2 separate regions of the Homo sapiens genome follow, and region 1 is linked to region 2. Evidence: read pairs that join two places in POLR2A ChIA-PET (ENCODE). Cell type or tissue: A673. All regions are shown on one strand. Links, peaks and the distances in the headings refer to the core of each region. The heading gives the core; the rest is flanking DNA.

Evidence for each region. ChIA-PET counts read pairs that join two places held together with the same protein. Peaks named below come from ENCODE experiments on the same cell type or tissue, not always from the same donor. Only the 100,000 strongest peaks of a DNase experiment are listed, where the experiment ranks them.
Region 1: POLR2A ChIA-PET joins it to region 2 with 19 read pairs; 4 of 35 experiments call an interaction of 5 or more read pairs at or near these places.

Annotation. Positions count from the first base shown.
Region 1 is chr14:21,523,113-21,540,093 of GRCh38, forward strand. It overlaps SALL2 (spalt like transcription factor 2), which reads right to left and starts at 3,234. Exons shown (of 2, transcript NM_001364564.1): 1 at 2,949-3,234; 2 at 1-2,542. The coding sequence starts at 3,015. RefSeq lists silencers at 465-651, 3,112-3,171 and enhancers at 1,167-1,994, 2,825-3,652, 3,653-4,480, 10,918-11,783. In A673, for the core only: no CTCF peak of the experiment used is centred there; a DNase peak (open chromatin) is centred at 3,259; H3K4me3 peaks cover 2,508 bases; H3K27ac peaks cover 7,484 bases.
Region 2 is chr14:21,719,533-21,732,668 of GRCh38, forward strand. It overlaps TRA and TRAV3. Among named protein-coding and RNA genes, the nearest start is that of OR4E1, 52 kb to the left of the region's middle. In A673, for the core only: a CTCF peak has its summit at 4,071 (motif pointing right); DNase peaks (open chromatin) are centred at 4,079, 4,909, 5,249 and 5,909; H3K4me3 peaks cover 3,771 bases; H3K27ac peaks cover 7,441 bases.

The DNA of each region.
Region 1 (16,981 bases), core at 1-8,000, 200 kb before region 2:
CTTCTCTCCGGTTTGCCCCCCTCTTCCTTGCCTCCTAAAACACCACTGCTTCCCTGCTCCATTGGCTGAGGCTGATCCAGGCTGTCAGGTGGTGGTGGTGGTGGCAAAGAAGACTGTTGAGTAGTTTTCTCATTACTGTCCATCTCCTTCCCAGCTGTGGCTGCTGCCGCCACTGTCCCCACCTCCTCCTCTGCCCCAGATGCCTCTTCTGAATCACCTCTCACTGATATTGCCTTCTCACCTCCACTCTCTGAGCCTCTCCCTGCCAGGGAATCTTCATCAGTCACATCTTCCTCTTCTTCCTCATCCTCCTCTTCCTCCTCCTCAGACAACTCCTCTTCCGGTGATGGCTGCTGGGACTGCTGCTGGGGGAAACTCCGTGCCCCGGAGACTGTAGATTGCTCGGAGCCATTCTCCTGAGCAGCTCCTCCACCTTCAGGGAGTGCAGTACCACCGTTGGGGATCTGGCCCCCCAGGTGCATCCGGACATGCTGCTGCAGAGTGACAGCATTGGTGAACTTCTTCTGGCAGATGGGGCAGGAATTCTGTGCCCGGGCAGCTGGACTGGCCTTGTGGCCCACGAAATGTGCACGCAGATTACCCCTGGTGGAGAAGGCTCTGCCACACACTTTGCATTTGAAGGGCCTCTCACCTCCATGTTGGCCATAATGAAGGCGTAGGGCCCGAGGACAGCTAAGCACTCGGAGACAGATGACACACTGGTTAGGTCCAGAAGAGGCTGAGGATGAAGGTGCAGGGGCAGAGGTGGTGGGGGCTCCTGAGGCAGCTGAGGTCACCGCCACAGCTCCTTGCCGGTCAATCTTTTCTACCAGTTGCTGCAGCTTTGATGTCTCAGAGGGTGAGGCCCCCAAGGGCTCTAGCACATAGGGGAAGGGGAAGCTGCCAGTGGACTTGAAGTGGTTGGTAAGCAGTGCCCAGCTTGGTAGTGAAGTCACCAACTTACTTAGTTGCATGCGAGTTGCCGTGCTACTTTCTGCCACTCCACTGATGGCTGAGCCCTCACTCCCTGGGGGGGTGTTTTCATCAGCTTTATTCTTGGGTTCCACTGCTTTCATGAGCACAAACTTATTGAAAGCAGGGAGTCCTGGAGCCGTGGCTGTGCCTGCACTGGTGGAGAGCAGAGTCAGGCTCTCTGTGGCACTGAGTGCTGTTGTGGAGGCCACCAGAGGCTTGCGCTCAACCCCTCCACCTGGAGTGGCTGCCTCCTCCTCGGCCTTCTCTGGTGGCACGGACATACCATAAGGCAAGCCACTGCTGGTAATGACATAGTCTAGGTGCTCTGGTACTGGGTGTGGGTTCATCTGCACATGTGGGTACTTCTCACGATGCCGGTGGAAATGCACTTTGAGGTTGCCACGGGTGGTAAAACGGTTTCCACAGACATTGCACTTATAGGGCCTCTCACCCGTGTGGGAACGAAGGTGGATCTGCAGGGCACTGTCACTGCCAAATACTTTGGCACAGAAGCGGCATTTGTGCCTTCCACCAGGCTTCTCCAAGGGACCCATCACTTCTCCGTAGCTCAGCTCACCACTTCCATTCTTTGGCTTCAGGAGCCCTGGGGAGGCAGTGGCCTCAAGGCCTCGGGCTGCCCCAAGACACTGTGCTGCCAGTAGTCCCGTGGTGCTTGGGAATGCCAGATGAGGCGAGGCAATCAGCTGATCTGTGCTGCCTGGCAAGGCTGGGGAAGGGGCAGGGGTGGGTTTGTGGCTTCGCCCAACCCCTCCAGCAGAGAAAGGATGCTGTGACCCCAGTGGGTGGTAAAGGTGGAAGAAGGCCTGCTTGGGCGTTTCTGCCCCTGAAGAGGAAGAGGAGGAGGAGGAGGAAGATGCCAGTGTCTTGCTGGTTTGGACAGGCTTGATGGGGCTGAAGAGGGGTAGTAGGGGCTTGGTGGAAGAGGCAGTCCCTGTCCCAGGTAGCTCTGAGGGACTGGCAGGGGCACCCACCGTCTGGCCTAAGGAGCCAAGCAACAGCACCTGCCTGCAGATTTGCTCAGTCATCTGCATCTGATGGATCTGCCGCTGCTGCAGCACCCGTAGCTCTTCCAAGATCAGGGGGATATTCAAGTGGCCACTGCCTACCCCTGGGGGCGGAGGGGGTGGTGGAGGAGGAGGGGGTGCAGGGGTCGATTCTGGAGGTAATGGGGTTGCTCCCAGCTTGGGACTGGCCAAGATCAGGCCCCCGCCTCCCCCAGCCGCTGTACCTGTGGCAGCGACCAGGAAATGCCCTGAAGACTCCTCTCCTCTCCTCTCTGGGCCCCAGGTGGGATCCGTGGGCACGGAGGACCCAGAATCTGGGGGGTTGCTATGCTCTGTGTCCATGACCTGAGGATTATTGTGACCCTCAGGCCGGGGTTCAGAGGAGGCCGAAGAGTTGTTGGGGTTCTCCTGGCCCCCAATTATCACCATTACAGGAGGGTCAGTAGAACATGCGTTCTGGTGGGCGAGGAATTCAGTTGGGTCAGTGAATTGTGCGCAGCACTTGGCACAGACTTGGGGGTGATCCTCCTCGCTAGCATCACCTGGGGAGAAGACAAGGAGAGAGAGCGTGGGTGGCGCAGTTGGGTTGGGTATACCGAGGCTCTAATTAACAAGGAGGCCAGTAACCGCTAGTTGGGGGTGGGGAGATGAGCTCACCATCAGGGCCATGCAGAAGTCTAGAGCTCAGGCCTGATCCGTGTGGACAGGAGACAACCCGGCATGGGGCAGGGGGGTGGGGAGGGAGGAGGGGAGGGGGGCAAGAGCATGCTACTCCCCTCCTCAGCCACCCTCCCTTCCCCAGGCCACAAGCGAGTTCACGGAATAGGTGTGGGGACAGGGGCCTACGCAGAGAATCATGCATTTTCTCCCACCCACCGAAAGTCTTCGCCGCCCCTGCGCATCCCCCTCCGCCCCCACCCCTGCCCAGCCCGACCGACCCTACCGCACCTCCGAGCTCTGCCGGCTCCCCGCAGGGCACCCCGAGACGAGAGCTCCTCTCGGATTCGTGCGCCATGGTTGTGGGGGAAGTGGAGGGCCAGGTGGGGTGGGAGACAATGGATATTGGGATTGAGGGAGGCGATGGCCGCTGGGTCTGCGGCAGCCTCTGCACCCAGCGGCCCAGACTGCGGAGATGGAGATCGGCAGCGGCGGGGGCAGGGAGCAGCGGCGGAGGGGGAGGGGAGCGAGGAGGCGGGGAGAAGCTGGAGTGAGAAAGCGGGGAGAGGGGAGATCTGGGAGGAGCTGATGAGGAGGGGAGTTTATGGGGAGGAGCTGCTGGGGAGGGAGGCGGGAGCTAGAGGAGGCGGGAGAAGGGAGCGCTAGCGGGGGCGTGGGGGCGGGAGCTCAGAGCTCGGGAGAGTTTCCGGAGGCGCAGTGACAGGTGCTGTGAAGCACTGCGGGGGTCCACCTTTCCCGGTCCCTGGCCAGCTCCCCCCATCTGCAGATGCCTTTGCCCAGGCCTACCCTCCTCCCCCCGCCCTCCCCTCCTAAGCTCTAGGGGCACAGTGGGAAACGTAGCCCTGCTCAGTGGAGCAAGGCGATAGGCTTCTCTTATTTTTCTTTGGATAAAGGATCCGCTGAGCTTGGAAAAAGTGGATTCCAGAGAGGGTCGTCTGATCTCCTCAGAGGTCTGAGGGCCAGAAGAAGAGGGGGAGATCAGAACATCCACTCCTCACCAGCACACACACCCCAAAATATTCGAAGTTTTGTCTCGTCTTTCTCACTTCCATTCCCACCCTACCCCCATCCCTCTCCACAAAAGAAGTTTCTCAGGGTGGGCGGCTGCAAGGTAGAATTTCCCAGGAAGTCATTTCAGGACTCTCTGCGGAACACTAAGCCCCTTCACTCCCCGCCCCTCCTCCCCCTGAATAATAGCTGAATGCAGGTTACTCCGCAGATCGCCCAGCCTACACAACACCTAATTCATAGAGTCCATGCTTATTTAATAAGCCATCTCCTATTTAGTACCCTCTTCCTCCTCTATTCTCCTCTTGCAACATTCCTCACACCGTCACTATTAAAGACAGTGGGTTTGGGGAGACGCTAGCCTGCAGAGGCCTACGGAGGCCCACCCAGCTCTAACCTGGGGGGGAGGGGAGCCCTCTTGAAACAATGCGGTAGGAACTACCAGGCAGCCCTCAGTGTCTAAAGCCCTTTCAGCCCCAGCCTGATTTGAATGCTTAGAAATAGCTAACACCTGCTCACCATCACAGAGGCAGCCTCCTATTCAGACAGGATAAGTAAGAATAAAATGCCTCCTGGACCAGGTATTCTGGCATTCTCTTTTTTACCTTGAAATGAGTCTTAAAGTGCTTCCCACTTCCTAAAATACTTTCTCTTACATGCAGGAAGTGACCACAAGTCCTTGGTTTTGTGGTTTCCCTGGGCATCAGTAAACCTAAATTGTTTTAATCCCAGTTCTATTCTTGCCTCACTGATAAAACTGAGACATGGTGGTCAGTCACACCATGTTATACCACCGTTTCCCTCTTCATAAAGTGGTAATATTGTAGCTGCAGTATTTTACTCAGAAAAATATTGTGGGGACAAAAAATTGAAAAATTGGACAATATTAATGTGTAAACCAGGTATGGTGGTGCACACTTGTAGCCCCAGCTACTTGGGAGGCTGAGGCAGGAGAATTGCTTTAGTCCAGGAGTTTGAGGCTGCAGTGAGCTGTGATCACACCTGTGAATAACCACTGCCCTCCAGCTTCGGCAACATAGTGAGGCCCCATTACTTTAAAAAAAAAAAAAAGCCGGGCGCGGTGGCTCACTGTAATCCCAGCACTTTGGGAGGTGGGCAGATCACGAGGTCAGAAGTTCCAGACCAGCATGGCCAACATGTTGAAACCCCGTCTCTACTAAAAATACAAAAATTAGCTGGGCATGATGGTACACCTTTAATCCCAGCTACTGGGGCAGCTGAGCCAGGAGAATGGCTTGAACCCAGGAGGTGGAGGTTGCAGGGGGCTGAGATCGTGGCATTGCACTCCAGCCTGGGCAACAAGAGTGAAACTGCGTCTCAAAAAAAAAAAAAAGTCTAAAAAAATTAATATGTACATGTGAGATTTTTAAAGTTTGGGGAGTCCTGAATTTAATCAATGAGATAATTTACATTGTCAGTAGCAAAATAATCGAAGTAACCTTAAATACACATATACTAAAATTAGATCTGTTTTCCATGTTGTTTGTTAATCTTATTAATTTCTGAGGTAAGATATTGGCTAATATCAGCAGCATATTTCAAAGGTAGGAAGTCTTTTATTGCAGTGGGTGGGGGAGCTGAAACAACCTATTTAAAATATTAGTAACATCCACTTTACTTCTCAACATAAATTTTGCCTGTGTTTTTAAACTTAAAACAGTTTACTGAATTATGTTTTGAAACTTCAGATAATAAGGCTCTTAGCATTGTGAGTCATAATTCTGAAATGGACGGGTTCTGTGCTTCCAGGCCTGGACTTACAAATGAGGGAGGGGGGTTCTATTTCAGTTTATGGCAAGTCACAGTTTTGTGCAATGTGGTTTATTTTTACAGATAAGGAAACTGAAGCTTGGAGAGGTTAAGTGACTTTTCCAAGTTCACACAGTAATTCAGTGAAGCAAGCATTCAGAATTTTGACTCCTGTCCAATGCTTTCTCAAGCACATCAACTTTGTATGGCTTCCCTAATGCTAGAGAAAGGGCCCTGTGTGGCTTCTACCTGCCATTTGCTCCCTGGCCTTAGTCAGGGAGAGGGAATCAGATGGAGGCTTTCTACTGAGCATTTGTTAATTAGCATTGAACATTTGATATCCAGTTGCTGTTTTGTCAAGTCTTCTGACAAGAAAAGAAATCCTTTTCTTTTCATCTTCTCCTGGGAAACACTGTCCCCTTTCTTGCTCTTTAATGAAATGTGCTTTCTGATGCGTAATTTGATCTAAGCTCTTCTTTAAGGTAAATTTAGTCCCTGGTGAAAGGTGACTGGATCAACAGCCACCTGTAAGAGGAACCCTCCATTTCTCAGTACTTTGCACTCACTGCACATCCTGAAAAGGGGGGCAGGATTCTTACACAAACATGAATGAAGTCACAAATGCAGGAATAAACTAAACTGGTAATGGTGTCCCTAGATAGCAGATAAGGTGAGGTAAGCTATCTCCGGTCAAATGCAAAGTCCGGGGTGGGACTAAGACCTGGACAAGCTTGTTTAAACTTATAGAGAGCTGAAATGACAAAGAAAAGGGAAACCAGGTGGCTTCCCTTCTAAATCTAGTGTCCCATCAGATTGCTTCTTTAGGCTTCAGAGAGAACTGTTCGGGAGAACAAAGAGAAAAATAGGTGAGTTGTATGTAGCAGGGTGATACATTTGAACAGCGGTTTTCAAATTTTGCTGCCCATTAGGATTACCAGAAGAGAGTTTTAAAATTTTTATGTTTAGGTGCAGTGGTCTGTTCCTTGTAGTCCCAGCTACTCTGGAGGCTGAGGCGGGAGGATCACTTGAGCTCAAGGGTTTGAGACTCCATCTCAAAATCTCAAAAAAAAGAAGAAAAAAAAAAGAAAAGAAAGTTTAAGCACAGTGGGTACCTCATGCCTATAATCCTAGCACTTTTGGAGGCCAAGGCAGGAGGATTGCTTGAGGCCAGGAATTTGAGACCAGCCTGCATAACATAGTGAGACCCCCATCTCTGCAAAAGCAACCAACCAACCAAACTTAAAAAAAATCCCTGTGTCCAGGCCACATCCCAGGCTAATTAATTCATAATCCCTGAGGATAGGATCCAGGCATTAGTTTGATAAAGCTCCTCAGGTGATTCCAATGAGAATACAAAGATGGTGACACAATGATGAGACCCACATGGAGGACTGCCCTTTCCATCATACCTTCCACCCTGCTCCTCACAGATCTTACCTGAGCTAAACTTGGCCACAATTGGGACACAGACAAAATGAACTCTCAATGCTAAATCTTCCCATCAGGTCCCCTCCCTACAGTGCCCACAACCACACATTAACTTCCTTGTATCCTTTCCCAGTGAAAAATCTGCTTCCATGAATAGAATTTGATATAATTTACACCTTACTGTAAGTTTAAGTGATTGCATTTCTTTCCCAGGTATGGGTATCTTGAAGCATATTTTTTTCTTTTTTAATTGATATTTGAGCCATATTTCTTTTTTTTTCTTTCTTTTTTTTTTTTTTTTTTTTTTTGAGACGGAGTTTTGCTCTCATTGCCCAGGCTGGAGTGCAATGGCATGATCTCGGCTCACCGCAACCTCCACCTCCCAGGTTCAAGCGATTCTCCTGCCTCAGCCTTCCCAAGTAGCTGGGATTACAGGCATGTGCCACCAAGCCCGGCTAATTTTGTATTTTTAGTAGAGATGGGGTTTCTCCATGTGGGTCAGGCTGGTCTCAAACTCCCGACCTCAGGTGATCTGCCAACCTCGGCCTCCCAAAGTGTTGGGATTACAGGCGTGAGCCATCGCGCCCGGCCACCATATTTCTAATTGTAAGGTGAAAGGCTTTGTTCTACAGAGTTCAAGCATCATCCACCCATTAAGGCTGGAGTGAAGTGGCACAATCATAGCTCACTGCAGACTCTACCTCCCAGGCTTAGGTGATCCTCCCACCTCAGCTTCCTGAATAGCTGGGACTACAGGCATGCACAATCATGCCCAGCTAATTAAAATATTTTTTTCTGTAGAGATGAGGTTTCACTATGTTGCCCAGGCTGTCTGGAATACCTGGGCTCAAGGGATCCTCCTGCCTTGTCCCCACAAAGTGCTGAGAGTACAGATGTAAGCCACTGCCTCTGGCCCACTTACTTATTATTGACACTGAACAATGCTAATTGGTAGCTTCCATAATTATGAATTGATTCTGTAACTATTGCTACTGACTACTTCTTAGGGAAATATCTCATCTTCTCCTCCTTACTCCTCTTTCCTAAATGTAGACACATAATAATCCTTTGCAACCCAGACCTACTAATGTAACTATGGCCTATGTAACACAGTAGACTAACAGGCACAATGATTGGTACACCTGGTGCTAAGTGAGAAAAAGATATTTGTTTCCAGAACAGGAATATCTTAGATCAAACATAAGAATGTTCTTTTAATGAAAATTTCTTTGACTTCAAAGGACTCAACACTTAACATGGAATTCATACCATTTTGGAGCTGGGACTTCAGAGATCTGACACTCTCATTGTCATTGTGCACAGTGATTCAGACCTGAGTTAAAGTCCCAGCTCTAGAACATTCTAATATTTGTGATCTTGGGAAAATTTCTTAATCTCTCCCAGAGTTTGTTTTCTTATTTTTTTTTGGGACAGAGTTTCACTCTTGTTGCCCAGGCTGGAGTGCAATGGCACGATCTTAGCTCACCGCAACCTCCGCCTCCCAGGTTCAAGCGATTCTCCTGCCTCACCCTCCCTAGTAGCTGGGATTACAGGCATGTGCCACCACGCCCGGCTAATTTTGTATTTTTTTAGTAGAGACGGGGTTTCTTCATATTGCTCAGGCTGGTCTCAAACTCCCAGCCTCAGGTGATCTGCCCACCTCGGCCTCCCAAAGTGCTGGATTACAGGCATGAGCCACCGCGCCTGGCCAGCCTTTTTTTTTTTTTTGAGACGGAGTCTCGCTCTGTCGCCCAGGCTGGAGTGCAATGGTCGCCCAGGCTGGAGTGCAATGGTGTGATCTCGGCTCACTGCAATCTCCGCCTCCTGGGTTCAAACGATTTTCCTGCCTCAGCCTCCCAAGTAGCTGGGATTACAGGTGTGCGCCATCACACCCAGCTAATTTTTGTATTTTTAGTAGAGATGAGGTTTCACCTTGTTGGCCAGGCTGGTCTTGAACTCCTGACCTCAAGTGATTTGCCCACCTCAGCCTCCCAAAGTGCTGAGATTACAGGCATGAGCTGCTGTGCCCGGCTGATTTCTCTTCTTTAAAATGAGGGTACTGCCATACAAAGGAAGGAAATTCTGATACATGCTACAACATGAATGAACTTTGTAAACATTATGCTTTCAGACAAATTTGACTTTAATTGAGAAAAAAAGAGAAAACATACTAAGTGCAATAAAGCAGACACAAAAGGACAAATATTGTATGATTCCATTAGTATGAGGTACCCAAACATTATATGAGTCCATTAATATGAAATTTGGCAAGGTCACACATACAGAAAGCAGAGTAGAGGCTAACAGGGCTAAGGGAATGGGAGAATGGGGATTTATTGTTTAACGGTTACAGTTTCTGTTTGATGATGAAAAAGATATTGAAACAGCAGTAATGGTTACATAACATAGTGAATGTACTTAATGCCACTGAATTGTACACTTAAAAATGGTTAAAATGGTAAATTTTATTACACATATTTTACAATAAAAAAATTTTAGCCAGGTGTGGTGGCATGCACCTGTAATCCCAGCTGTTCAGGAGGCTGAGGCAGGAGAATCTCTTGAACCCTGGAGGTGGAGGTTTCAGTGAGCCGAGACGTGCCACTGCACTCCAGCCTGGGCAACAGAGTAGGACTTGGTCTCAAAAAAAGAAAAAAATTTTTTTTGTAATAATAAGGGAGTTGGGGCTGGGCGTGGTGGCTCACGCCTGTAATCCCAGCACTTTGGGAGGCCAAAGTGGGCGGATCATGAAGTCAGGAGATCGAGACCATCCTGGCTAACACAGTGAAACCCTGTCTCTACTGAAAATATAAAAAATTAGCCAGGTGTGGTGGCGGGCGCCTGTAGTCCCAGCTACTTGGGAGGCTGAGGCAGGAGAATGGTGTGAACCCGGGAGGCGGAGCTCGCAGTGAGCCAAGATCGCGCCACTGCACCCCAGCCTGGGCGACAGAGCGAGACTCCGTCTCAAAATAATAAAAATAAATAAATAAATAAATAAAATAATAATAATAACGGAGTTGGGAGGAAAAAGAGGAAATGCAAAAAGGGCCTAGCACAGTACCTGAATGCTCCACAAATATTAGCCATGGGTGTTAGTTATTATTTGAATGTCAAAAGCTGAATGAAGCCCTGGGGTAAGAAAGGTCACATGTGCCCAAGGTCACATAGCTTCAAGGTCCACACTAGATTGAAAACCAAGTTTTCTGTTTTCTTATCTAGTACTCTGTAACACCAGGACTGAGATACTCTCTATTCCAAAATGTGTTTTTTCTGATCTGGGAATACCTAGGTTGAGTGGCCCAGGGATCAATAACCTGAGAGATGAGGCTCTTTACTTCCAAATGTAAACAGAGCCCCCAAAACTCTACCTTTGCCTTCTTTCCTCTCTTGCTGTTCTTGCTATCTGCCAACTTCCATCTAAAGTACTCCCCTCTCTCCCTCTAGATCTGTTTGGCTGCTGTCCTGGTTTCTTCTTCTCACTAAATATCTGGGTTTCTGATTGTTTCCTTTATTTCCCAGATGTACTGGTTTGCATTTTTCCCCCAGTCACATCCTTTGTGTTCTCTAATCCAGATTTCTAGACTCTGTAGGGGAGAGAGAAGGTTTTTTTTTTTCCTCTCTAGAGTTTTTAAGTGAATAGAGTATTTCCTGCCCATCACTTATATGCAATAACTGTTCTGTTAGGTTTTGATGCTCTGGTTAGGGAAGCTGAGCAAAAACGGCTGGAAAACAGATTTTTCAGACTGTTTCTTGGTGATGTCTTAGGTCACTGCAGAATTTTGGCTTTTAAAATATGTAACAAAGGCTCAGCATTTGCATGTTGTATATGGCACATATTGCTTACAAGAAGGCAAAAGACTCCTGGAAACATTACTGGCACCCTAGACTACTGACTAAATGTCTTCTGATACTCATGATGATATCCATAATTTCACAGGTACACCAAAGGATACATGTGCCCCTAAATAAGAGCCCTTCCTCCCTAACTGTGGAGCATGCTCTGGGGTAGAAGGAAGTCAGATGCCTGAAGATCACATAAGTGAATAGAAACCCTGTCTATAAAAAATTAGGGAAAAGGAGAGCTCTCATTCTGTTTTGCAGAATGGATGCTGCCCCATTCATGATTAAGAAAATTTATTAATTTAAAAGAAAACCAGAAAATGTGAAATTTATATATTATAAGCTTATAAGATCCAGGAGGAATTTTAGATACGATCAAATAGAGCCACCTCATTTTGCAGATGAGGCCCAATGACATCCAGATCATAAGTAGCCTAGGATCTTTCACTCCAGGGGAATTCTGATGAGAAAATCCTTAGGCTTTCTTACGGTAGATCTTAACAGAGGGTGCTACTGCTTCCTTGCTCCTTACATTTGTTCCTGCCTTTCATAGCTCAAAGGCAAATTTTCATCAAAAATTTGTTGATGCCATTGGGTTTAAACCTTTACTGTTTCTATGGGGATGGCTTTGTAGCAGCATTACCATGCCCCCAGGTGGAAGCTATATCTTAAAGGGCTTGAAAATCCATTCAAGACAGCCGCTAAAGATAGCTTTTGACTCCCTCACAGAAGATTTTTCCTCAGCTATGATATGGGGAATGGGTGAGCAGATGGAGGAAGTAGGAAGAAGAGGAGAGAATGCTTCTTGGGGGTTTGGAGGGGTGTTCAGCATAGTTCCACAATCAAACCAGCAGGAGAGCAGAACTGTGAGGCAACTCTGGGGAGGAGTTGAGGCTCTAGGGGAAGTCTCCTGTAGAGCACAAGCAGGAAACATCCGGCCTATAGCAGCATTAAGAAGGGCTAATGTGTCTCAGGAGGGAAGGATGCCATCACCATAGAACCTCTAAATATGGGCACAGTAGGATCCCAGAAAAGCAGTGTTTCGGGGAGGATGCGTTCTGCCCAAAACATGTCTGTTAAGGTTATTTTGTAGCACATGGAGCGCTGATTTGACCTCAAGTTTTTGTTTTTTAACAGGTGGAAAGGCAAGTTTAATCTACAATTTTAGTCGCCACCAATACACTCTCTTAGAGCTTTTCATGACACGTCTCATAAAGAAATGCTGATGGCCGGGAGCGGTGGCTCACGCCTGTAATCCCAGCACTTTGGGAGGCCAAGGCGGGCAGATTACGAGATCAGGAGATCCAGAGCATCCTGGCTAACACGGTGAAACCCCGTCTCTACTAAAAATACAAAAAATTAGCCCGGCGTGGTGGCAGGCGCCTATAGTTCCAGCTACTCGGGAGGCTGAGGCAGGAGAATGGCGTGAACCTGGGAGGTGGAGCGGGCAGTGAGCCAAGATTGCACCACTGCACTCCAACCTGGGCGACAGAGCGAGACTCTCTCTCAAAAAAAAAAAAAGAAAAAAAGAAAAAGAAAAGAAAAGAAAAAAAAAGAAATGCTGACGTTTGCCAAGAGGTTCCTGAGTTTTGGTCATACTACAGCACTTGCAGGCAGTGTCACTGCATTCACATATAATGATAATAACGATATTCACACATATTAAGCACTTATTTATGCTAGGTATTTTTCCAAGGGATTTACACATATTAACTCATTTAGATTTTCACAACAACCTAATGAGGTAGCTAGTATACACATCTTTATTTCACAGATGAGGAAACTGAAGCATAGAGAGGCAAAATAAACCAGCCAAGGTCACATAGCTAACCAAGTGGTGGAGCTGGGATTTGTCTAAAAGTCTGGTTTCAGAACCCTTGTGCTTAATCCTATACTATACTGTTGGGTGTATCAACTGTATGCTAAACAGTTGCCTGTCTGGAGCCAGGACTTCCAGACTTTCAGTCTGCACATATGGAGCCATACCACTGACAAGTATGTCCAAAACTTCTTTGATCCTAAGAATTACCTGGACAATTGCAAAATATATAGATTCCCACACCCTGGCTCAGATGTACTCACAATCAGGCAAGTTTTTAAAACCCAGGTTTAGTGGGTTTAGTGAGCACTACCAGCCAGCCCTGAGCATTAGGAAATTGAAGTTTTTGTCCTGATTTTGCTTCTGTCTCTCAGACTCTGAGCAATTTCACTCTTCAATTCCCTGCTTGCTCTACTGTCTGCCTGTCACTTAACGGAATGTTACAAGAATACATACAATTTTTCCCCCTCATAAGGGACACCTGTTGCTTCAAAAACACGGTATCCTCATAAAATGATATGCATGTAGTAACAGGTGTATTTTCTTGCACTTCTTTTGTTTTGTTTTGTTTTTTGCTTTGCTTTCCTTGAAGCACAAACCTAAGCCCCTCATCCAGACCTAGCCTTCAGCTGTCCTCCAGGTGACACGCATACACACCCCAAACCAGGCTGCATTCTGACCGACCTTAGCTCTCTCCCTCTGGGAGCTCTGATCGGCTCTCAGTTCAGCCCAACAATGAGAAACTTTTTTCTCGTCTCCCTCAGGGGAGCCTTCACGTTTATCCAATTCATTCTCTTGCAACCCAACTCTCCAGAAAGAAAAGGGGGGAAAATCCCACCCCGAAGAGACGGTCTTCAGGTCTGAGGACGTTACTTAGCAACGGCACAAAGACCAGTGAGCAAAGGGAGACCTGAGGAGAAAACTCTTGGGTGGGGAGACAGAGCCAGTTTGAAAACTCCATTTCATCCAGAGAAAAACAAGGAAAACACAAACAGAATCAATCCCAAGTAACAAGCGGGGCTTCTCCCCAGCGCAGGTCATCTCTTACTCCCTGCATCTCAACTCCTTCAAACCCCCAGTGACCAAGTCCGCCCCCGCCTGGTTTCGCCCATGGCCCGAGTGCCCTCCCCTTGCCCTGGCCTGACCCACACAGGCTTGGACTTAGGGGCCCCCACCCCTCCCCAGGCACCCACCGTTCTCAGACGCGCTGGGACCTTCGCAGTCCGAGATTAACTGTTGGGGTTTCCGCTGCTTTCGCCGAGACATTCCCGGGTAGAGAGTTGGGAGAGGGAGGGGCAACGCTCACTTGGTCTTAACCGGGGTGACCTGGTCTCGTCTCCCCCTTGGGTCCGAAGCCAATTGATGCCTCTCCCCCAGCGCAAATCACTGTGAAGCAGAGATGTTCTTCTTTCCCAGAGACACAGACTCTCTCTCTCTCTCTGATTCTCTGTTCTTGACTCTCTCTCTTTCTCTCTCAATCTTTGCAAGTCTTTAAAGGGGAGACGCCCCCTTTTTTTCTTCAGCTTCTTCCCTACGCTTCTGCAGCTCCCATTGTAAAAGCAAAAATCCTAATCTTTCCGCACACTCTTTTCTTTTGTACTGCAGAGGAAAGGATTTAACCCTCTCCTCCCTGCAAGGGCCCTGGGCCTCTCCCTGTGCTGTCTGTTCAGAAACTGTCCCTGGCTTGTTTTTCTAACTCTTCTTCCAAGATCTTCACTGTGCTTTTTGGTTCTGTCATATTTCTATGCCCCTCTGATAATGTAGCTGCTTTTAGGGTATAAACTGAAATAAGAACCTTCTGATATGCCCTGATTATGAGTAATATATGTATAGCTCTTTATAATTTATAGAATATTTTCATTTATAACGTGTTTTGAATGTTATAACTCTGAGATGAACACAGTAGGCTTTACTACTCCTATTTATAGCTGAGTCCCTTTATAGATGAATCAAAAGGCCCAGTGAGGTTAAGTAACTTCTCCAAAGTTGCACAGCTGTGATGTATCAGACACAGGCCTGGAATCCAGGTGCATCTGACAGTAGCCTAACATTGTTTCCTCTATATCAGTAAAGACACAATATGCCACCAAACTGCTATCATGAAAAACAAAAGTGATTGATCTCAAGGAATCTCATTTAAAATAGCAATGGCTGGGCACGGTGGCTCACACCTGTAATCCCAGCACTTTGGGAGGCTAAGGTGGGCAGATCATGAGGTCAAGAGCTGGAGACCATCCTGGCCAACATGGTGAAACCCCATCTCTACTAAAACCACAAAAATTAGGCTGAGCACGGTGGCTCATGCTTGTAATCCCAGCACTTTGGGAGGCCAAGGCGGGCGGATCACCTGAGGTCAGGAGTTCGAGACCAGCCTGACCAACATGTTGAAACCCCGTCTCTACTAAAAATACAAAAATTAGCTGGGCGTAGTGGTGGGCACCTGTAATCCCAACTACTCCAAAGGCTGAGGCAGGAGAATCACTTGAACCTGGGAGGCAGCGGTGGCAGTGAGCCGAGATCGCGCCATTGCAGTCCAGCCTGTGTGACAGAGCAAGACTCTGTCTCAAAAATAAAATAAAATAAAATAAATAAAAAGGAATCCCTCCATCTCCACAATACACTGTTTGGCAACAACCAGGTTTCTCCTGCTTAGCCTGTACACTGAGGGTGATTCATTTATTTTTAACTTCTGGCTGTGATGTTCCTACCTATATTTGAGTACTACTGAGCTACTGGGCATAGAATATTCTGGATATGCCCTGTCTTCTGGCAATAATGCCTGGGCCCCTTTCTTTTAGCATGATTTCTGTTTTATTCTTCTGGCTGAGATAGCATCTGAAACACCATCAGTTGGAAAAGTGGGAAGTATTTTCCCCTTTTAGGATTAGTAATGTAAATCTCTGATGGCTTTATCTTCAGAGAAAAGCAAAAGAAAGCTCACTCACAGGTTTGGGTGCAAATTTGAAGGTTTTTGCATTTCTTCCCTTACACAATTTCAAGCTAGTTTGGCAATACCAAGAAAGGAAAAGGGAGACAGCAGATGGCAGGGGTGCTGCTAGTGATAATTGAAGCAGGTATCCACATTACATCTGAAGAGTTTTGGAAAATGCTCTCATCTTTGCTTTGGAGTTCACTGAATCTCCATTTTTTTTTCCAGTCCTTTGGTGTCAGGGCCCTGGGTGGCTTTCTCAAGTCTACCCTTGGAACTCTTGTTGCTGACATTATGTAATTCATCCTATTAACTCCCCTGTGGTAGACAGGTGCCATTATTTATTACTAGACCATTGTAGGAGAAATAGGGGTACTGAGCCTAGGAAAGCTTCTGATTCCTCCGTGGAATAGACTGAGTCCTGTCATCCTCTCACCCCACTGTTTCCATCATTTATTTCCTTCCAGGAAGGGAAAGGAGAGAAGGAAAATAGCTTTCTGCTTTTCTCAGGAGTCTGAAATCTCCAAGGGAGCAGATTTCAGGGTCCACATTTGTCTTTTTTCCTGAATCTTGGCTGTCTTCATCTTTTCCTATTTTTCCCCCTCCTTCTTGTGGGTCTTATTGTGAAAGGAAGGACTCTTTCCCCTCCTCTTCTTTCTTCCTCCCTACCCAGTTTACCATTTTTTTTCCTTTTACCTCTCCACTGTGGCCTCTTGACCTCCCCACAGAGTTACAAAAGTAAAATCCTTGAAGAGATGCTGCTGTGGGAATGTTAATGAGCCTTCCCCACAAAGGGGCAAAGACTTTACTTCACTGAGTTGGAAAAAAGCCCCTTTGAAAAGGGGTTTCTGTGTGTGGTGAAGTGGAGAGGGGAGGGGAAGGAGAGGGATAGAGGCAAAAGAAGGGAGGGAGAGAAAAAGAGCAAGAGAATGAAAGGAGACAGAGAAATAGAAGAGAGACACTCAAACTTCATACTAGAAGAGAATATTAAAAATAACAACACCACTTTTCTTTTTTCAATTTGTCATCTAATTTTTGGGAAATGTTCCTTGGTCTTTTGACCTTGTAAACTCAGGGCTTACATTCCCAAGAAGCTGAAGAGGGACTCGAGAGCATGGGAGATAATAAACGATAGGAAGAAGGGACTTATCTTGGCACCCCACCCCCAGTCTCTTCCCATATACGAGAGCCAGAGCTAGAGAGGCTCTAGGGTGGTTGGGAGGGGTGTGTAATATTCTGGATTGGGGGAACTGGTGGTGAAGATGGGCTCTTTTTTCTGGATTTGTGGTTGATTCTTATGATATTTTCTAATTTTATCAACATTTCTTATTTTGGCTTCCCTATTGGATGTTGGTCTAATAATTTATCTATCTTCAGGAATCGTTTACAGCATTGTTGAGGTGTTTTCGTCAAGGAGCCAATTTTCAAGCCAGGCCACTTGTGCATAATCTCTCTTTCCTTCATTTGTGTGCACAGGTTGCCTCTGGATTAGTTAAAATGAATGTTAAG
Region 2 (13,136 bases), core at 583-8,582:
TTCTTGATCTCCTTTGTTTGGAGGTAGGAGGGCAGAAGTTCAAATTACAGATTTGCCCCCACCTTTCTTTTGAGAGTTCCCTAACTTATGTGAAGTATGATTTGCTTAGTTGGACTGTATATTTTGTCAGTTTCATGGAAAAAGCACTGATTTCTTTGTTCTAACAACTTTATTTTGTGCTGATTTTTCTTTGATACTTCTAAAATAAATGTAATGTACATTTCAGAGTCTAATATTTGCAAAGGGATTTGTCATTAGTTTACATGAGCCATTTCTTGTCTCTTGTGAAATCAATGATATTTACAGAGTTCTGATTTTTTTTTTTTTTTTTTTTTAAAGAAACAAGGTCTTGTTATGTTGCTCAGGCTTGCCTTGAACTCCTGGTCTCAAGGGATCCCGCCCCCACCCCCGCCCTGTCTCAGCCTCCCAAGTGGCTGTGACTATAGTCATGTGCCACCGTGACAAGCTAAGAGTTCTGATGTTTGCAAGTAGTTTCTTGAGAAAGGCATTGGCAGCCTTGGTGAGGCATCTGGAGTCTCAGACTGATACTCCTTGACACTGCTCTGTGCTACTCTAATTGCCCTTGTGTTGTGATGTGCATGTTTCAGTGGTAGTTAAATTAAGGAGTAAAGGAAACTACCCTGAGGGGAGCACAGACATCTACCTGCAGCATTTTGGGCACATTCCCCATTGGCCCACCCATCTCATATTTGACTGACCTCTAAATGGATAGCACTACACCCAGTTTACTATGGTTTGGAGAAACAGTTCATGTCAACTTTCTGTGAATGTCATGGTTCTTTCAATAGAAATCGGAGAGTTGGACAGAATAGCTAAAAGGTGGTCCAGACTGGGTGCATATGGCAAATTGATAAGAAAGAGTCAAGTTTTCATCAAACTTTCTGTACATAAACCTGTACCAGCATAGCAGTGAGCAAGAGGTGCAGGAGAAGGTGGATGACCTTTGAGTGCTGGTGATTTAGAATTAATTATCCAGGAGTTGTTTTGGTTCAGTGGCACATACATGTGGGATCGGCATTTGGTATAATGCACTCAATGGACAATATGACCTCTAAAGTTCTATTTAACTTATTCAAGCTTGATTCTGTAATTTTATTATGATAAGGAAGCTGCTTTCCAATATTATATTGTCTTTAATAGAAAGCAAATTACCAAAATTGATATTCCCCCTATATGATTTAAAGGAATATGCCTTTGAAGTCGGTAAAATATGGGTTAAAAATCTTTGTTCTTTTTCTTAAGGATGATGAGCAAATTATTCAATTTTCCTCAACTGTGGTCCCCTCATCTCTAAAATGGGGCATCTTAGGAAGAGTAAATGTGACAAAGAATGTAAAGGGTTTAATGTTATGCTCACGGCGACATTTGATGAATAATTTCTTAATTAATCTCAGAAATCAAAGCAGATAAGCTGAATAGCTACTGAGGCTATGTTGTTCAATTTTGAAATTTCAGTCTAGGCCCATGGAATTCTTTGGGTGCTGCTGGTTACTTTGTGTGCAGTGCATTATGTGGAGGTCCCTGAATCCTTCTCTATCTGCTGAGCAGTTAAAAGGCAGTTCTTTAACTGGAAGCAAACACGAAGACTAAACTGTCCTAGTTTTGAGGAAGAATAAGAAGGAGGAGGAGGAGGAGGAGAAGGAGAAAATGAAGATGAAGAAGACGAGAAGAAGAAGAAGATTAAGAAGAAGATGATTAAGGATTCTGCAACAGTTCTGTCATTGCAAATGACTACCCATTTCTAACCACGACATAAATTCAGAGGAAAACTTTCCTCTTTCTATAGCTGAACATGCTTAATTAATAAATATGGTTAGTTCCTTCCATAAGTATCCTTTAGGGGGAGACCACTAAACAATCAACCATTTCTAGCACAAAATTAAAAATATCAGTCTCCTAAATATTTAGTTCACTTGAGGCTCTTGGCATTAATTATTAAATGGATGAAGGCAAACAATATCTCAGCCACTTGCACGATCTAGGCATAATCTTGTGTGCTGTATCTGTAGAGGTCAGAGGAAGTAGGGATTGGAAAAATAATCAAGGCACTGAAGTCTACACTAGACTACTGTTTTAGTTAAACTTATTTTATTTGCTTTTTTATGTTGATCATATCATATGTTGATATATGCCCATATATGCGTTTATAGGGCAGCAATAAACTCCAGTGTCAGGAGGCTGGACAGTCTCTGTTTTCCTCTTCAGGTCTATTCTATCCTGCTCTGTACTAAAGTCTATATTAGACTATTGTTTTAAACTTATTTTATTTGTCTTTTTATGTTTGTCAAAATGCAGTATAGCTATGCCCGTATATGCATTTGTAGGGCAGCAATAAACTCCAGCATCAGAGGGCTGGACATTTCTCCATTTTCCTCTTCAGGTCTATTATATCCTGCTCTGTACCCCAGGAGGCTGACTTCTATACGTTATGTGGACTGGTCTCCCATGTCCATTGGCATCTGGTTGGGTTTACCCCAGTGGGAGGTATTAGCAGGAGAGAGTGGTCAAGATATTTGCATTTTAGGATCCTTTCTTTCCTCTACTGAAGTTTACAGCTCCTGTTGGGTCTACCCAGAATATGGTCAAGAAGAGGTATTTAGACTGTAAAGGGTCATGTCGCCTTTGGCCTGTGATTAGTTACAGGTGTCCTGAGATTAGGGTAATTTCATCTTCTCCCGTCCCTTTGGGCCTAGGAGTGGTGAAATCTTCTGGCTGTTATTAGCCCCAGGTGCTTCACCTTCCCTTGTAGTTTTCCCTAAATTTTGCACATACACTTAAAAATATTCTTTTTGTTAAGCTTTTTTTCAATGATTTTCTCGAGGCGATTGCCAGGACCCTCAAAAAGACAACACTAACACTCATTTTAGGCTTGAGGCAGAGAGAGAAGAAAGAGAAGAAATTCACTATATGTTTCCATTTATGACAAGTCTCTCTGGAACTTGAAGATTATTGTTTAAAGACAGTTTACCAATTCCAAAGAAAAACATTATTATATGGCTAAGTTTTCAATGATTAAATATGAGATCTTTAGCAAAGCTTTTAGAAAGAATTATGTTCCACTTTTTTTCTGATTCAAAGCAAAGAGATTTTTCATCCTTTCCTCAGAATATATAGTGAACATTATTTGGACACTATTCAAAAGAAACAGAAGGCAAATCAGAGGAACAACTTCTTTATATTGATACATGCTTTTTACATTAAAATTAAAATCTATCAAAGAATCACTCAGTTGCTATTGTTGCCTTTTTTTAGTATAAAACTTTAGCATGCCATCCCTTTCCAATGAACCCCTTTTCCCCATCATAATACATCAAGTTTCGTTAACCATACATTTTTTGCTGAATACGTACTTCATTTGAAGTCTGTTTTAAGTAGGCTCTGCATGTGGAAAGTACCTGTTTTGCAACCCCTTCTCAGAGTTTCATTTTTTTGTTTTATATGTACTGTTTAATATGACAAATGCTCCAAAAATATTTATAACACCTATTCGTACTTTTCTCACTCTAAAAATGTTTAAAGAGAAGATTCAAGTTTCTTTTTGCCCTAAAGATCATTATGGGATGGGCTCCTAATAGGCCCAACGTGGAGAAAATTCTGAGTTATTTTTGGTCAAAGAGGTTTACACAGAAGCCAGCTCTGAATTACTTCTAACGAGAAGAGCAAGGCTCCTGTTTTCGCCTGTCATTTATCTTCTCTTGCCTTACTCTTTTCTCCTATTTTGCTTTTTCTTATCTCTCACTTTAAATTTTTCTCTCCCTCTTGATGCAAAGCTATATTTTCCTTTCTTTTTCTGTGCATTTTCCCATCCTATTTCCCTTCTTTCTGTCTCTACATTATCTTAAGAGAGCACAAATCATTTACAGCTTGATCCACTCAGCCTGAATCTTTTCCACTTTGATTCACAAACTTCTATTTCTTCTCCTTTGAACCCCTAATTTGCTCCCTATGTCCCTCATGGAGCGTGTAACCATCCAAAGGTTGGCCCAGGGATAAGGCCAGGAAGCACCAGCTGCTTGACAGTAAAGTCGCTGGTCCTACGTGTGGGCTCTAGGGGGCGATGCAGTGTAAGGTCTGTCCTGGGCATAGGCGGAGCGGCAGTCTTGCTCCTCACAGAGCTTTGAGGAGCTGGATCAAAATTGTGCTCCACAGAGAGAAGATACCGGTGTCGGGAAGCACCAGTGCCCTGAGGAAGGGCCATTTCCAAAAGCCCTGTGCTGACACAGGGTTGCTGGTTCCTCTTCAAGAGCCCACTCTCTGGGGTGGGGCCATATCTCCAGCAGAGGTGGGCTGGAAAGGACCCCCCCAATCCCGCCCGCCGTGAGCTTAGCTGGAGCCATGGCCTCTGCACCCATCTCGATGCTTGCGATGCTCTTCACATTGAGTGAGTAATATCCCCTTCCCATTTTCCACTCGCATGATCCACTTACATGCTCTCCAGCAGCTTCACTGATGCAGCATGATTAATTTACAGGTGGGCTGAGAGCTCAGTCAGTGGCTCAGCCGGAAGATCAGGTCAACGTTGCTGAAGGGAATCCTCTGACTGTGAAATGCACCTATTCAGTCTCTGGAAACCCTTATCTTTTTTGGTATGTTCAATACCCCAACCGAGGCCTCCAGTTCCTTCTGAAATACATCACAGGGGATAACCTGGTTAAAGGCAGCTATGGCTTTGAAGCTGAATTTAACAAGAGCCAAACCTCCTTCCACCTGAAGAAACCATCTGCCCTTGTGAGCGACTCCGCTTTGTACTTCTGTGCTGTGAGAGACACACACTGATAGGGGCTGCAGGGGGAGCAGAACACAAACTCTTGAGTCTGGTAAAGCCCATTTTCTTGAAGTCTTTGTTCCTTCACATGAGAACGGTGTGCTTCCAGGATATGTCACTTATTATGTTAAACTACAATTTAAAACCATAGAATTTGCTCATTCAGCAAGTGTTTATTGAGTCCTGATGTGCCAGGTACTGGGCAAAGCACCGGTCATAAAAAGGTGAAAGAAGTGTAAAACAAATAGAAAAAAACATAGGGGAAAATTACCATGACATTGGTCTGGGCAAGAAGTTCCTTCCTTCCTTCCTTCCTTCCTTCCTTCCTTCCTTCCTTCCTTCCTTCCTCCCTCCTTCCCTCCCTGCCTCTCTCTCTTTCTTTCTTTCTGAAAAGGGGTTTATTTTCAACAGACATTTCTTTTTATACCGAGGTGAAATGTCATCATCATAATAATTTTGCAATGTTACATACCCTGTTGAGACCATTAAAAAATTAGGTTCATGGTATACACGTCCAAGTTTGTTACAAAAGCATATTGTGTGATGCTGTGGTTTGGGCATCTATTGATCCTGCCACCCGAAGAGTGAACATAGTACCCAGGAGAAAGCTTTTCATCTCTTGTGAGCAAGGAATTTTTGGATATGACCCCAAAAGCACAGGCAACAAAAGCAAAAATAGACAAATGGGGCTATATTAAACTAAAAAGCTTCTGCACAGCAAAAGAAACAATAAATAGAGTGAAGGGAAAGCCTATGGAATGGGAGGAAATATTTGCAAACTCTACATCTGATAAGGGGTTAATATTCAAAATGTTTAAGAAGCTCACATACCAAAAACATCCAAATAACCTGATTAAAAAATAGGCCAAGGAACTGAATAGTCGTTTCTCAAATGAAGGCATAAAAATGGCCAAGAGGTATATAAAAAATGCTCAACATCATTAATTATCAGGAACGTGCAATTAAGACCACCATTAGATATCACCTCACAACCTATTAGGTTGGCTATTATCAAAAAGACAAAAGATAACAACCATTGTTGAGAAGGTGAAGAGAAGGGAACTCTTCCACACTGCTGGCAAGAACGTAAATTCCATAATGTGCAACCATTATGGAAAACAGTAGGGAGGTTTCTCAAAACACCAAAAATAGAACTACTGTATGATCCAGCAGTCTCACTATTGGGCATATATCCAAAGAAAATGAAATCAGTATGTTAAAGAGATATCTGCACTCTCATGTTTATTGCAGCACTATTCACAATAACCAAGATATGGAATCAATCTAAGTATCTATACTTAGATGAATGGATAAAGAAAACATGGCATATAAACACAATAAAATACTATTCAGTCTTATAAAAGGAAGAAATCCTGCCATTTGTGACAACACAATTGAGCCTGGAGGACATTATGTCAAGTGAAATAAGCCAGGCACAGAAAGACAAATACCACATAATCTCACTTATTTGTGTAATAAAAAGGTTGAATTTATCGAAGCAGAATAGAATTGTGGTTACCAGAGGCTTGTGAGGGGAATGGAAAGGGATTGGAGAGATGTTGGTTAAAGGACACAAAATTTTAATTAGATAGGAAGAATAAGTTCAAGATATCTACTGCAATGGTGACTATAGCTAATAATAATGTATTTGCAACAGAATTTTTTTTTTTTTTTTGAGACAGAGTCTCACTCTGTTGCCCAGGCTGGAGTGCAGTGGAGTGATCTCGGCTCACTGCAACCTCCACATCCCAGGTTCAAGCTATTCTCCTGCCTCAGCCTCCCAAGTAGCTGAGATTACAGGAGCCCGTCACTAACCCTGGCTATTTTTTTGTATTTTTAGTAAAGACGGGGTTTTACCATGTTGGCCAGGCTGGTCTCGAACTCCTAACCTTGTGATTCGCCTGCCTCAGCCTCCCAAAGTGCTGGGATTACAGGCGTGAGCCACCGCGCCCAGCTGCAACAGAAATTTCTAAAAATTGCTGAAAGTAGATTTTAAGTGTTCTTACCACAAAAAGGATATGTATGTGAGGTAATGCAGACGTTAATTAGCTTGATTTAGCCATTCCACAATGTACACATATTTCAAAACATTATGTTGTATACCATACATATATACAATTTTATTTGTCAGTTTAAAAAAGAATTGAAAGAAGCTATCTTTGATCTCTATGTGCCAGGTGTGTTTCCAAACATTAATGAACGCATTTAATTCTCACAAGTATTATCATCAGCTTCACTTTACAGATGAAGAAGCAAAGTCACAGAGAATTTAAGTATCTTGCTCAAGTCACAAAGTTAATAACTGGTAAATTGCAACCCAGGCAGTGTGTCTGTAGGGCACATGGTCCAACTACTCCACTCCTCTGCCAGTCTATAGGCTTCTTGGGGCAAGAGACTGATTTTGGTGATGGTGTAGCCCTAACTCCAGAAAGGGTCGCTGTCGGAAAAGTGTTGGTTATATGAATGAACAATACACTGACACTCTAAACAGTTTGGTGTGTGCCAAGATAGAGAATTCAAAAAATGCTCTATGAGATGAGGATATAGGAATAGCTTAGCTGTGAAAGAAGACAGAAGCAGTCTGTAATGGGAGGAGAGTTTGAATCAAGGAAGGGTATAAACGTGTAGTTCTTATAAGGATAGTTGCTTACGGTTCCTATGTTCACATCTTCCTTATGCTCTTGAGAGGAACTGGACTTAATGCACTTTTCTCTCTTTATCTTTTCCCAAATTTGAGTGTCGTGGGAAGGGCTCTGTTTGACTCAGTGTGAGTTAGGTGGCTTTTCCTTGGACTAATCAGTGGTGGCCATGGGTACAGGCTGCTTGGATTAGCCCAGCTTGGCTTCCACCTTTGGTGGCTGGGGGTGGGAGTGAGGATTCTGCAAGTTAGCAGCTCTATTTTGAACTGCCTGGTTAAAAGGAGTATGTCCCCAAATAAGTTAATTTTTACACAGGGATCTACATCTGTTTATTTTTTCCCCCAAATGGATAGCCAGTAGTTCTTACACCACCTCCTGAAAAATTCACTTTTGCCCCATAGATTTGAAATACCATATTTATAGTACATTAAATTCCTAGATATACTCAGATCTACTTTTGAACTCTTGATTTTTATAGTTTTGTGCTAGAATGTGCTGCTTTAGGGAGATTCACCCTGCAGCCTTTGGTTTGTACCTTGTGATTTACCAGCCTTCTTTTCCTATCCTTCAATCCATCACATACCTTGAGAAGCCTTATACACAAGGATGTGGACACCTTAGCCCACATGTCTACAGTCCAGGCAAACAGTGATCTTTTGGCCACCCATTGGGCCTAGAGTTGTGTACACAGGTGGGATATCTGCTTCTGGGAAGATAATCCTTGAGATAGGCCCATGCAGATCTTAAAAGTGTGTTTGGGGATGTTTGTGCAGGGAATTCTGAAATCCTAGTACCCAGAATATGGTCAAGAAGAGGTATTTAGACTCTAAAGGGCTATGTCTCCTTTGTCCTGTGATTTTCTCACAGGGAAAGGGATAAGAATAGCTGAATAATAGCTGGGGTGGAGGCACAGAACTCTGAGCAGGGACGTCACTTGCTCAGGTCTAAGGGTGGCAGTGTTCTGTACCATTACTGCCAGAATACATTTGTATTCATGAAACCATGGTATCTGTTTTAGATTTAAGTATACAGTTGCCATAACTCTAGGTAAGCTCTCAGCCACCATCACTGTTTTCACTCCAAAGGAAGTTCATGTCCACAGGGATATTTTTATCACATTACACCATTGACCTGGCTGTGTGGCCTGTTTCTGCCTTTGATACTTATAAATACAATTTATGCAAGTCCTGCAAAGGAAAGAAGTCTTTCTATACAATTATGATGTATTTATTCATTTAGCTATTCACTTATTCACTCAATGATTATTTGTGGAGTTTTGACTATGTGCTTGGCATTGTTATCATCCCTGCAGATGCAGTGGTGAACAAATCTTTCCCTCCAGTCATTCCCCAGGCTGCACACGTGTTCATATCACTTCCCTACCCAAACAGAACTACTTCTTAGTCAAAGAGATACAACTCTCAAGATGATTTCCTTCTCAGGAAAATTCTCCAAGGTTAAGCTAAGCCTTAGATATTAATCTTTTGTCATGTGGTAGTGATTGGTGGTGGTGGTGATGGGAGGGGAGTTATGTAGGGAAATGAGAATCTATATTTTCCCCCTTTTTTAAGGTGGCTCAGAGGGAACAACTATGTCTTTTTAGAAGTTCTGTTTTGACTTAAAGAAAAGTTAGTCTAGCATTCCTTTTTCCTGTTTGTTGGGAAATACTCCTTATAAACAGATAAACTTCAGGAAAAATGAGAAATTCTGGAAAACTTATCTTCATAAGGTTTATTTTTCTCCCCCCTTTTATATCACTTCAAGAACTTTGTGGAAAGAGAACTGAATTAAGAATTAGGGAGCATAGGTTGTTTCTGATTCTTCCTCTAAGTAACTATGTGACATTGGACATGCCATTTCTACTCTATGTGCCTCATCTCTTAATTAATGAAATTGAGATAACTGGAAGGATTGTTGTGAGGATTGCTTTATGTGTGACATATGTCTTGGACCCCAAATAAGAGTGGGTATTTAGGTGGGCAGAGCAATCAGATACCTAAGACACCAACACTGTGGAGCCCTTATAACTGCCCTGAACTGCTGACATTTGAACTGTATCATGATAAATTACTTTATTTTGGCCTTTGTTACATCAGTTGGCCCTGTATTCTAATTTAATCTTCGATACCTGAAAACTGCTTTCAGAAAAGGAGCTAATATTATCTGTGTACATTGTAGTTAAGTTGCGTTTAAGCACCAACTTAAAAAAGCTATTTGTGGAATCACAGCTTTTGTCCTTGAAATACACTTTTAAGCATTTTAGAGAAAGTAAAGGTAGGGAAACACGTTTTGGGGAAGAAAAGTTGTCCTGGTTTTGCTGAGAACACTATGTAGACAGTCATCTTCTCATCCATGTGAGAATCTGTCTCTGCCTGGATACAAGGGAGACACCTCTCCCTGCAGTCTTCCCATGCTACATTCAGTCCTCCCTCCTCTCATCTTTCCCTGATTGTGTAGTGAGTTTCACTGGGTTCTCTGAAAGAATCTTTGAATTCCATTCTAATTCTCAAAAATTGTGCTTCTGTGATATGCAAGAGTTGGTGGGGTTCCACCATGAATTCCAGGAGAGGCCATAGGTAAGCTGTGGTCACTTGCTGTCATCAGCACTGCAGGGATCCCACACATATCCTGCAAAATGCCTCCTTCTGCAGTATAAGTAATGAACAAGTATTAAGTAAAGTGATATTTCATTTAACTATTAAATTAGCAATTGTAAACTGTATAAACAATATTGACAAAGAGTAAATGGGTACTGAAGTGTACTATTGATGGCATAAACTCATATGATGCTTTTGGGAGGCAATCTGGCAATCTTCACTGTGTCTCTTTTCTCACTTTTTACTTGCTCTTTTACCCACTGAAGTGTGGTTTTAACTTCCACCATTGGCCCAAACTATTCTTGCCAGGGTTAACAACAGTTTCTTGGGTTACATCCAATGAATGATTGATTATTCCCTCTTTGAAACCTGGTCCTCTTTCGGTTTCTGGTATACCACTTTCCCTTTAAAAAAAAAATTTGAGAGCTGATTTTCAATAGATCACAGTGAGGGAGCTGCTCTGCTATGTGTGAAACCCCAGCCTACCTCTTTCTTTTTGATGTTCTTATATCTTTGGCTGAACCTGCACTGTCTTTTTTCATGGGCTTTTCTTCTGCTCACTCTTTTATCGGGAACCTGCCCTGATATTCACGTAGGTTCCTTTCTATTTTTCCCAAGCGTCAGCCGGCTTGAGAAATAAAGGGACAGAATACAAAAGAGAGAAATTTTAAAACTGGGTGTCTGGGGGAGACATCACGTGTCAGTAGGTTCCGTGATGCCCCACAAGCCACAGAAACCAGGAAGTTTTTATTAGGGAGTTTCAAAAGGGGAGGGAGTGTGCGAATAGGTGTGGGTCACAGACATCAAGTACTTTACAAGGTAATAGAATATCACAAGGCAAGTGGAGGCAGGGTGAGATCACAGGACCACAGGACCGAGGTGAAATTAAAATTGCTGATGAAGTTTCGGGCACCATTGTCATTGATAACATCTTATCAGGAGACAGGGTTTTGAGATCAACCGGTCTGACCAAAATTTATTAGGCGGGAATTTCCTCTTCCTAATAAGCCTGGGAGCGCTATGGGAGACTGGAGTCTATTTCACCTCTGCAGTCTCGACCATAAAAGACAGGTGCACTTAGGGGGCTGTTTATAAGCCTATACCTCCAGGCGCGTATTCTCTTTCTCAGGGATGTTCCATGCTGAGAAAAAGAATTCAGTGATATTTCTCCCATTTGCTTTTGAAAGAAGAGAAATATGGCTCAGTTCCCCCCGGCTCACCGCGGTCAGTTTAAGGTTATCTCTCTTATTCCCTGAACAATTGCTGTTATCCTGTTCTTTTTTCAAGGTGCCCACATTTCATATTGCTCAAACACACATGCTGTACAATTTGTGCAGTTAATGCAATACTTACAGGGTCCTGAGGTGACATACATCCTCCTCAGCTGACAGGATTAAGAGATTAAAGTAAAGACAGGCATAGGAAAGCACAGGGGTATTGATTGGGGAAGTGATAAGCGTCCATGAAATCTTTACAATTTATGTTTAGAGATTGCAGTAAAGACAGGCATAAGAAATTATACAAGTATTAATTTGGGGAATGAGTAAATGTCCATGAAATCTTCACAATCCACATTCTTCTGCCATGGCTTCAGCCAGTCCCTCCGTTTGGGGTCCCTGACTTCCCGCAACACTCTTTAAAGTTGGTGTTCTTTTTTTTTTTTTTTTTTTTTTGAGACAGTCTCGCTCTTGTCGCCCAGGCTGGAGTGCAGTGGTGCGATCTCGGCTCACTGCAACCTCTGCCTCCCAGGTTCAAGCGATTTTCCTTCCTCAGCCTCCTGAGTAGCTGGGATTACGGGTGCCTGCCACCACCACACCCAGCTAATTTTTGTACTTTTAGTAGAGATGGGGTTTCGCCATGTTGGCCAGGCTGGTCTCGAACTCCTGGCCTCAGGGGTCCGCCAGTTGGTGTTCTTTAGGATTCTTCCCTTGACCTATTTATTTTCTCAGTCAAAAATTCTTTCTGGGTAATATTATCCATGCTCATGCTTCCACTATTATTTGCTGATTATTTTCAGCTCATATATCTCTTCTGAGCTTCAGTTTAATATATCAAACTGGGTTTTTGACCTGTGTGAATTTTCCAGAAGCACCTTAAATCAAATGGTGCAAAGCTTAGCTCTTTATCTTTCTTCCTTTCTCCCCCACTTCACCATATGAAACAAAACAAAACAAGATAAATTTGCTCCTTCTTTTGTGTTTTTCATATCAAACAACAGGACCATCATCTACCCAAGTGCCATCCACTCTCTTGCTCCAAGCCTGTCCAGATGCTGTGCCTTCTGCCTCTTTCTATTCAGCTCAGTCTTCATCATGCTCATTCTTCCTCTTCTCTTAGGTTTTAGTTTAGGTGAGTGTCACTCCTTCTGGGAAGTCTTCCTGCAGTCCTACAACCAAAACCATTTCACTTCCTTGTGTTGCTATAGTACTCTATGCTTTCCCTACTATGGCTGTTATCATGAGGACTATCATTGCTTTTAAAATCCTCTTCCTTCTCACTAGACCACTGGGTCTTTCTTGTCATTGAATGGCCAGTGTCTACCTCAGTGCCTGACTGTAAAAGGGGCTCCACAAATATTTGTTTATTGAATAAATGGATACTTCCCAAGACTCTTAAAATGTTCTTACACGAATCCAGGAAATCCTCTTTGCAGAAGCTAGTCTAAATAAATAATTGGAAGTTTAGACAAAGATTTATGTACAAAGGTTTTTATGATAGTATTCTTTCTAAAATCCAAATGTCTAATACTAAAGAAATTGGTAAATAAGTTATAGCACATTTGTACCATGGACTATGTTGAGGCTATTAAAATTGGATTTTTATGTATACTTGTTGACAAAAAAAAAGTTTGGAAAAGAATATTAAGTTGAAAAAACCTCCAGCATGTGCAAATGTGTGTGTGTTCATGTGCACACAATTCAATTGTGCTAACAATAGTCATGCAAAAACAAAGGATTAAAAAGCGGTATGCCTCAATATTATCAATGATTTTTTTCTGGGATATGGTATTACACGTGATTTTAAAACACTTTCCTATATTTTCCAAATTCTGTATTTAGAATTCATTATTCTTCTAACCAGAAAAAAAATCCCACTTAAAAAGAATTTAAAATA